2 separate regions of the Homo sapiens genome follow, and region 1 is linked to region 2. The links are chromatin contacts, found by POLR2A ChIA-PET in ENCODE. All regions are on one chromosome and are shown on one strand. The core of a region is the stretch at or near the end of the contact, and the rest is flanking DNA. Distances in the headings are between cores, read along the strand shown.

Region 1 (3,828 bases), core at 1,307-3,806, 930 kb after region 2:
GCAGGAGAATCACTTGAAACTGGGAGGCAGAGGTTGCAGTGAGCCGAGATTGTGCCATTGCACTCCAGCCTGGACAACAAGTCTCCATCTCAGGAGGGAAAAAAAAGGGGGTCGGGGGAATGAGTTCACAGAGGAATGACTTGAGATTTAAACCCAAAAAGCACCAAAATATTTTGTGACTTCCTGGTTCTCCATAGTCTTTGAAATGTGTTTAATTTTCATGATATTTAAAACAAAAGAAAACAAAAACGTTTCCAGTCAGTCTCATGTCTTGTATTTCCACTTTTTTTTTTTTCTTTCTGGACACACAGTCTTGCTCTGTCACCCAGGCTGGAGTGCATTGGCACTACCATAGTTCACTGCAGCCTCAAACTCCTGGGCTGAAGCAATCTTCCTGCCTCAGCCTCCTGAGTAGCTGGGACTACAGACATACACCACCACACCTGGCTAATTTTTTAAATTTTTAGTAGATGAGGTCCTGCTATGTTTGTTGCCCAGGCTAGTCTTGAACTCCTGAGCTCAAGCAGTCTTCTCACCTCAGCCTTCCAAAGTGCTAGGATTACAGGCGTGAGCCACCACGCCCAGTCATATTTCCACTTTCAAGTATAAAATGAATAATTGGATTTGAGCCCTTGCCTCTTGCTGTCTAGACATTAGTCCATTTTTTCCTTTGTTCCCAAATTCTGGTGACTTCTCTACTGACAGTGGATCAGCACTGTTAGTGGTGTATTAATAAAGGTGGTACACAGTGTTCCAACATTAAATGCTTCTGGAGGCCATTTTATGGGGAAATCAGCTGGATAGTATTGACTTTATGAAATCATTTTTCTTTTGTTTCTTTGAAATCTGATCATACATCCTATTTAGCATGATATCTGAGTGAAAAATGTGGACGGAATTCAAACCCCAAATATTTTACACACCTTATTCCACAAAAGAGTGAGATTCTATTAAAAAAATTGAAATTCAAAGGAAATTTCACTGTTTGGCACTGGTACATTTTCTTGAAAATGCCCCTTTTCAAGTAAGGCACACCCAAAGAGACTTTGGCTTTCAAAGTCATGTTTTGAAATGCATTCATGGACTTTTAAATTGCCTTCTGTTTGTTGCAGTTTTTTCTGGTGCCAGTTTGTTCTAGTTTAAAGTTTGATTCCGTGAGGCTCAACTTGTTTGAGCTCTGTATAAATTAGGTTCTCTGCCAGTAGAATCCAGTTTCTGTTAATAGTTCAGCAGAGGAAAATCTGAATGTTATATCTGGTTCCCTCTTTAAGGCACAAGATCACTTTTGTCTCTTAAACATACAATCTTGTTAAGTTACTATACTATATTTCTGGTCTTAGGTTAATTTTTAATGTTGAATTATATTGTTGTTTACTCAGAGTCACCAAGCTCACATGAAATTAGAAATGTAATGTATTGTGAAGACACAGTTGTTTCTTGGAAAACATGCTGTGTCTTAGCACCTGACTAACTGTAAATCTTACTGGCATCATGATATAGGAAAATAAATACTATCTAAGAATCACGAGACCTAGGTTCTTTTAGGCAAAAGGATACTTGGCACGATTATGTTGTAGGGTGGTTTTGTGAGTTTTAAGTAAGATGCTGTGTGTGAAAACTTAGAGTAAAGCACAATAAAAATCAAAGTAATATTATCAGTGATTTTTTTTTTTTTTTTTGAGATAGAGTCTCACTCTGTCGACCAGGCTGGAGTGCAGTGGCGAGATCTCAGCTCACTGCAACCTCCACCTCCCAGGTTCAAGTGATTCTCCTACCTCAGCCTCCTGAGTAGGTGGGACTACAGATGTGCGCCACCATGCCTGGCTATTTTTTGTATTGTTAGTAAAGACAGGGTGTCACCTTGTTGGCCAGGCTGGTCTCGAACTCCTGACCTCAAGTGATCCACCCACCTTGGCCTCCCAAAGTGCTGGGATTACAGGTGTGAGCCACCGCCCCTGGCCAATCAGTGATCTTTAAAATAAGTTATTTTAATTCAAAGGACTGTGTTATTTGTAAGCACAGTTTCCTTACAGGGCTGGTATAGTGAATATTTTACTTAGCCTTATTAGAATTCATTCATTCAACATATATTTATTTAGCATTAGTAGGCACTGGATCTGGACACTACTAAAAATACAGAATTAGCCGGGCGTAATGGCACAGTGTAGCAGTGAATAAACAAAGTAGACAACCCCCTGTCCTCTTTAATAAGGAGAAGCAGATAAAACAAATCAAGAGCCAGAGAGGCCCGATCACTCCCCTCATTGCCCTTCATTCACTTCCCAAACAGGTTCCCCCATCCACTCATTTCCACAAATACCTACTCAGTTATGACCTCAGAAGATTCCCCTTTACTCATTCTTTAGCCCCCGTTGCTGTCCATCACACAGGGACCTGCACAGCCCACAGAAACTCCACCTCACATGTCTCGGAATTTGCAAATCCAGAGCTGAGCCTCACCTCCCTCACTGGCCTTTCTGGGTCCTGGCTCTAGAGCTAGTTTGAGCACAGGACATAATCACTTCCCAGGGGCCTGGGTGCACCGCTTTGGTTTCCAACCAAGTAACCACACGTGGTGGCTCACGCCTGTAATCGCAGCACTTTGGCTGATTGGTTTCAGGGCTGCTATTTACTTTAACATGTATTTCCTTTTTAAACTTTCTGGTTTTGAGCTTTTTTTTTTTTTCTTTTCCCCCGAGACGGAGTTTCACTCTTGTTGTCCAGGCTAGAGTGCAATGGCTGGATCTCAGCTCACTGCAACCTCTGCCACCCAGTTTCAAGTGATTCTCTTGCCTCAGCCTCCCGAGTAACTGGGATTACAGGCATGTGCCACCACGCCTGGCTTATTTTGTGTTTTTAGTAGGGATGAGGTTTCTCCATGTTGGTCAGGCTAGTCTCGAACTCCTGCCCTCAGGTGATCCACCTGCCTTGGCCTCCCAAAGGTTTTCAGCTTTTTAAACATACTATTTTCTCTCTATAAAAGTAGAAAGGTTAGGATAATGAACCTTCATTTGCTTACCACCCACCTTCAAAAATGATCAACTCATGGCCAATCGTGTTTTATCCCCACACTTTTCCTCTCCACCCCAGATTATTCTGAAACAAATCCCAGACATATCAGTTCATCTGTAAACATTTCAATATGTGTCTCTAAATTTTAAAAGTACAACCACAATACCATTATGCACAAAAAACTTAATTCCTTTATATCATCAAATATCCTATCATATTTAAATTTCCGTAATTGTCTCATTATTTTACAGCTTGCTGGAATCAAGGTCCACATAAAGACCACACGTAGCAATTGGTGAATGTCTCTCAAATTTCTCTTTATAGGCTTCTTCTCCATATCTTTCTCTTTTTTCTTGGAAATTTTAATAGAAAAACTGGGTTGTTTGCCCTTTAATGTTGCAGTCTGGTCTTTGTTAATTGCATACTCATGGTGGTAACACGTTCTTCTGTATTTTCTATGAATTGGTAGCCATATCTAGAGGCTGATCAGATTTAGCTTCAATTTTTTGACCAGTCTCCTTCATAAGTGGTGTTGAGTACTTCCAAGAGGGGTACATAATGTCTGATTTTTCTTTGTATTATTGGCCATCATTTATGATATTCTGTTTCTGTAATTTCTTATTCACTAATTAGCTAGACTATATCCAAAATAGAAGCCAAGTCTGGTGGCTCATGCCTGTAATCTCAGCACTTTGGGAAGCTGAGGCAGGAGAATTGCTTGAGGCCAGGAGTATGAGACCAGCCTGGGCAACATGGTGAAACCCTGTGTCTGAGGAGGAATCAGCCATAGGGAAATTGGAGGGAGGGCTTTCTGCA
Region 2 (4,002 bases), core at 147-2,646:
ACAAAAATTAGCTGGGTGTGGTGGCATGTGCCTGTAATCCCAGCTACTTGGGGGGCTGAGGCAGGAGAATCACTTGAACCCGGGAGGCAGAGGTTGCAGTGAGCCGAGATCATGCCATTGCACTCCAGCCTGGGCGACAAGAGCAAAATTCCACCTCAAAAAAATATATATCTATATATCTATATATCTATATATATATGTTATTTGATTTGATCATAATGAAATCAAACTAAAAAACAATAAGAGAAAGATATGAGAGCCCCAAAACATTTTAAAATTAAACAACAAGCTTTTAAATAACCTGGGTCAAAGAGGAAGTTGCAAAGGAAATTAAAAAGTAATTGGTATTGAATAAAAATGAAAATACAACATATAAAGATTTGTGGAATGAAGCTAAAACAGTGCTCCATTTATAGCATTAAGTGAAATTTATAGCATTAAGTGCTTAAAGAATAGTCTCAAATCAATGTTCTAAATGAGCTTCTACATTAAGAAACCATAAAAAGAAGAGCAATTTAAACCCAAGACTAATATAACAGCAGAAATCAATAACATTGAAAAGAGAAAAATCAATGAAACCAAAAGCTGGTTCTTTGATAAGGTCAATAAAATTAATAATTAGACTGACAGGGAAGGAGGAGGAGAGGAGGAGGAGAAGGAGGATGAGAAGATGACAATACAAAATACCAATATGAGGGATGAAAGAAAGAACATCACTATAGATGCTACAGGCATTAAAAGGATAGTCAGGAAATATTTAATGCCAATAAATTTGAGTATTAAAATGAAATCTACAAATTCCTTGAAAGACAGAAGCTACTAAAGTTTACTTAAGAAGAAACAGGCCAGGGGCGGTGGTGTATCCCAGCACTTTGGGAGGCTGAGGCGGGCAGATCACCTGAAATCAGAAGTTTAAGACCAGCCTGGCTAACATGGTGAGAGCCCATGTCTACTAAAAATACAAAAACATTAGCCGGGTGTGGTGGCACGCACCTGTAATCCCAGCTACTCAGGAGGCTGAGCAGGAGAATCGCTTGAACCTGGGAGGCAGAGGTTGCAGTGAGCTGAGATTGCACCACTGCTCTCCAGCCTGGGCGACAGAGTGAGACGCTCTCTATCTCAAAAAAAAAAAAAAAAAAAAAAAAAAAAAGAAATAGGTATTTCATTGGAAGGCCATGTAACAATGAAAAGTTTAAAAAAAAAAAAAAGAAGAAGAAATAGATAACTAAAACTGAGGCAGGATAGGTAGCAAAAAAAAAAAAAAAAAAAAAATGACCAGGTTCTCTGGACACAGCAACTATGGTGACCATACAGTCAACACCATAAGCCTCAGCATTCTCATTGTAATTGAGCTCATTCAAGCACAGCTATCTTCAGTAGGGGATTTTCCCTGTAGGGAGCAAGCACATTTTGATTTTACCTGTCCTCCGACTGACTCTTTGTTCATTGTAATAGTAAAAAACACATCCCTGGGTAGAGATGTAAGATGCTAATGAGACAGTGACAAATGAACAAGCATGTACAGCTACTACAGCTGTGCACCCAGAGGACCACCCAGAACATGCTTCCTGGCAACGCCTCTTCCCACCTACTTAGGAACCATCATGTAAGGCTCCCTTTAAAAGAGTCTCCCTAGTGCCAGTCTTTGCTGTCTCGTCCTTACAAGCAGCCCACTCTGAATTCTCTCTCTCTCAGGGTGTACTGTCTATTCTATACCTAACTTTCAAAATATTATTTTCCTTTTGCAATAAATCACTCTATGCTGCATCTCCTTTGCTGTGTGTCTCATGTTTAAATTCTTTAAAGCCAAGAAGACAAGAACCGAGGTATCACAACAGCTGTCAACAAAACCAGATAGACATCACAAGAAAACCACAGATCGATATCCTTCATGAACACAGACCCCAAAATCCTCACCAAAATATCAGCAAATTGAGTCCAGTAATATATAAAAAGGAAAATATACAATAACCAAGTGGTTCTTACCCCAAAAAGGCAAAGCTGATGCAATATTTTAAAATCAAGCAATATAATTTATATCAACAGACTAACAGAAGAAAAACCATATGATCATATCAATTGATACATGAAACCCATTTGATAAAATTCAACACCTATTCATAATGAAATTGATTGGCATACTAGGAATAGGAGACTTAAAAAATTTTTTTTCTTTTCTTTTCTTTTTTTTTTGAGATGGAGTCTTGCTCTGTCGCCCAGGCTGGAGTGCAGTGGCGCAATCTCGGCTCACTGCAAGATCCGCCTACCGGGTTCATGCCATTCTCCTGCCTCAGCCTCCCGAGTAGCTGGGACTACAGGCGCACACTGCCACGCCTGGCTAATTTTTTGTATTTTTAGTAGAGATGGGGTTTCACCCTGTGTTAGCCAGGATGGTCTCGATCTCCTGACCTTGTGATCCGCCTGCCTCGGCCTCCCAAAGTGCTAGGATTACAGGCGTGAGCCACCGCGCCTGGCCTCTTTTCTTTCTTTTTAACCTCAGCTTCTGCGTCTGTATAAAGAGACTTTCTTAATCCAATGAGGGCAGCTATAAACAGCCCTATTGCTAGCATCATACTTAATGATGAGATATTGAATGCCTTCCCCTTAAAATGGGGAACAAGGCAAAGATGTCCTCTCTACTATTCCTATTCAACATCCTACTGGAGGCCTTGGCTAGCACAATAAAGCAATTAAAAAATAAAAAGCATACAGATTGAAAAGGAAGCAATAAGACCGTTTCTATTTGTAGATATGATGTCTATGTAGAAAATCTCAAGGAATCTACAAAGAAAGATACGAGTACTAATAAGTGAGTTTAACAAGATTGCAGTACAAGATTAATATATAAATATCAATGTATTTTTACAATCTAGCAATGAACAATTAGAATTTTTCTTTTCCAAGTTGGGTTTTACTTTGTTCCCAGGCTAAAGCACAGTGGTGCAATTATGGCTCACTTGCAGCCTCGAACTCCTGGGCTCAAGTGATCCTCTCTCACCTCAGCTTCCCAAGCAGCTGGGATTACAGGTGCATGCCACCACACCCAGCTAATTATTTATTTATTTATTTATTTTTTGAGATGAAGTCTTGCTCTGTCACCCAGGCTGGAGTGCAGTAGTGGTGCGATCTTGGCTCACTGCAGCCTCTGCCTCCCGGGTTCAAGCAATTCTCCTGCTTCAGCCTCCCAAGTAGCTGGGATTACAGATGCACACCACCACATTGGCTAATTTTTGTATTTTTAGTAGAGATGAGGTTTCACCATGTTGACCAGGCTGGTCTTGAACTCCTGACCTCAAGTGGTCTGCCTGCCTCAGCCTTCCAAAGTGCTGGGATTACAGGTATGAGTCACCGCACCCAACCTAATTTTTAATTTTTTTTTTGTTTGTTTTAGAGACAGGGTTTCAGTATGTTGCCCAGGCTGGTCTCAAACTCCTGGCCTCAAGTGATCCTCCCATCTCAGTCTCTTTAGTTGCTAGGATTATAGGCGTAAGCCACTGCATCTGGCAGAAATTGATTTTTTTTAAAAAGTATGTTGCATAACAGCACCAAAAACATGAAATAAATATAATTCAAGGCCGGGAGCAGTGGCTCATGCCTATAATCCTAGCACTTTGGGAGGCTGAGTTGGGTGGATAATTTGAGGTCAGAAGTTCCAGACCAGCTTGGCCAACATGGTGAAACCCCATCTCTACTAAAAATAGCAAAAAAAAAAAAAAAAAAAAAATTAGTCAGGCGTGGTGGCACACACCTGTAATCCCAGCTACCTGGGAGGCTGAGGCAAGAGAAACGCTTGAACCTGGGAGGCGGAGGTTGTAGTGAGCCAAGATCACGCCACTACACTCCAGTCTAGGTGACAGAGCAAGACTCTGTCTCAAATAATAATAATAATAATAATAATTCGAATATAAATATAAAATATATAGTGAATCTGTATGCTCAAATTAAAAACACTAAGGAAATGTAACAAAGAAGACCTAAGTAAATGGAGAGATATGTTATGCT

The links. ChIA-PET counts read pairs that join two places held with the same protein, here RNA polymerase II (POLR2A).
Region 1: POLR2A ChIA-PET joins it to region 2 with 20 read pairs in activated T-cell. The contact joins two enhancer-like sites. POLR2A ChIA-PET finds 5 or more read pairs at or near these places in 3 of 52 experiments (CD8-positive, alpha-beta T cell, PC-9 and activated T-cell).

Annotation. Positions count from the first base shown.
Region 1 is chr5:172,999,040-173,002,867 of GRCh38, forward strand. The region is part of intron 2 of ATP6V0E1 (ATPase H+ transporting V0 subunit e1); the gene reads left to right. Among named protein-coding and RNA genes, the nearest start is that of ATP6V0E1, 17 kb to the left of the region's middle. Within about 2 kb of position 2,557, at least 4 of the 41 ENCODE cell types and tissues checked have a DNase peak (open chromatin) inside an H3K27ac peak, as active enhancers do.
Region 2 is chr5:172,070,092-172,074,093 of GRCh38, forward strand. All of the region lies in intron 12 of STK10 (serine/threonine kinase 10), which reads right to left. Among named protein-coding and RNA genes, the nearest start is that of FBXW11, 65 kb to the left of the region's middle. Within about 2 kb of position 1,397, at least 2 of the 41 ENCODE cell types and tissues checked have a DNase peak (open chromatin) inside an H3K27ac peak, as active enhancers do.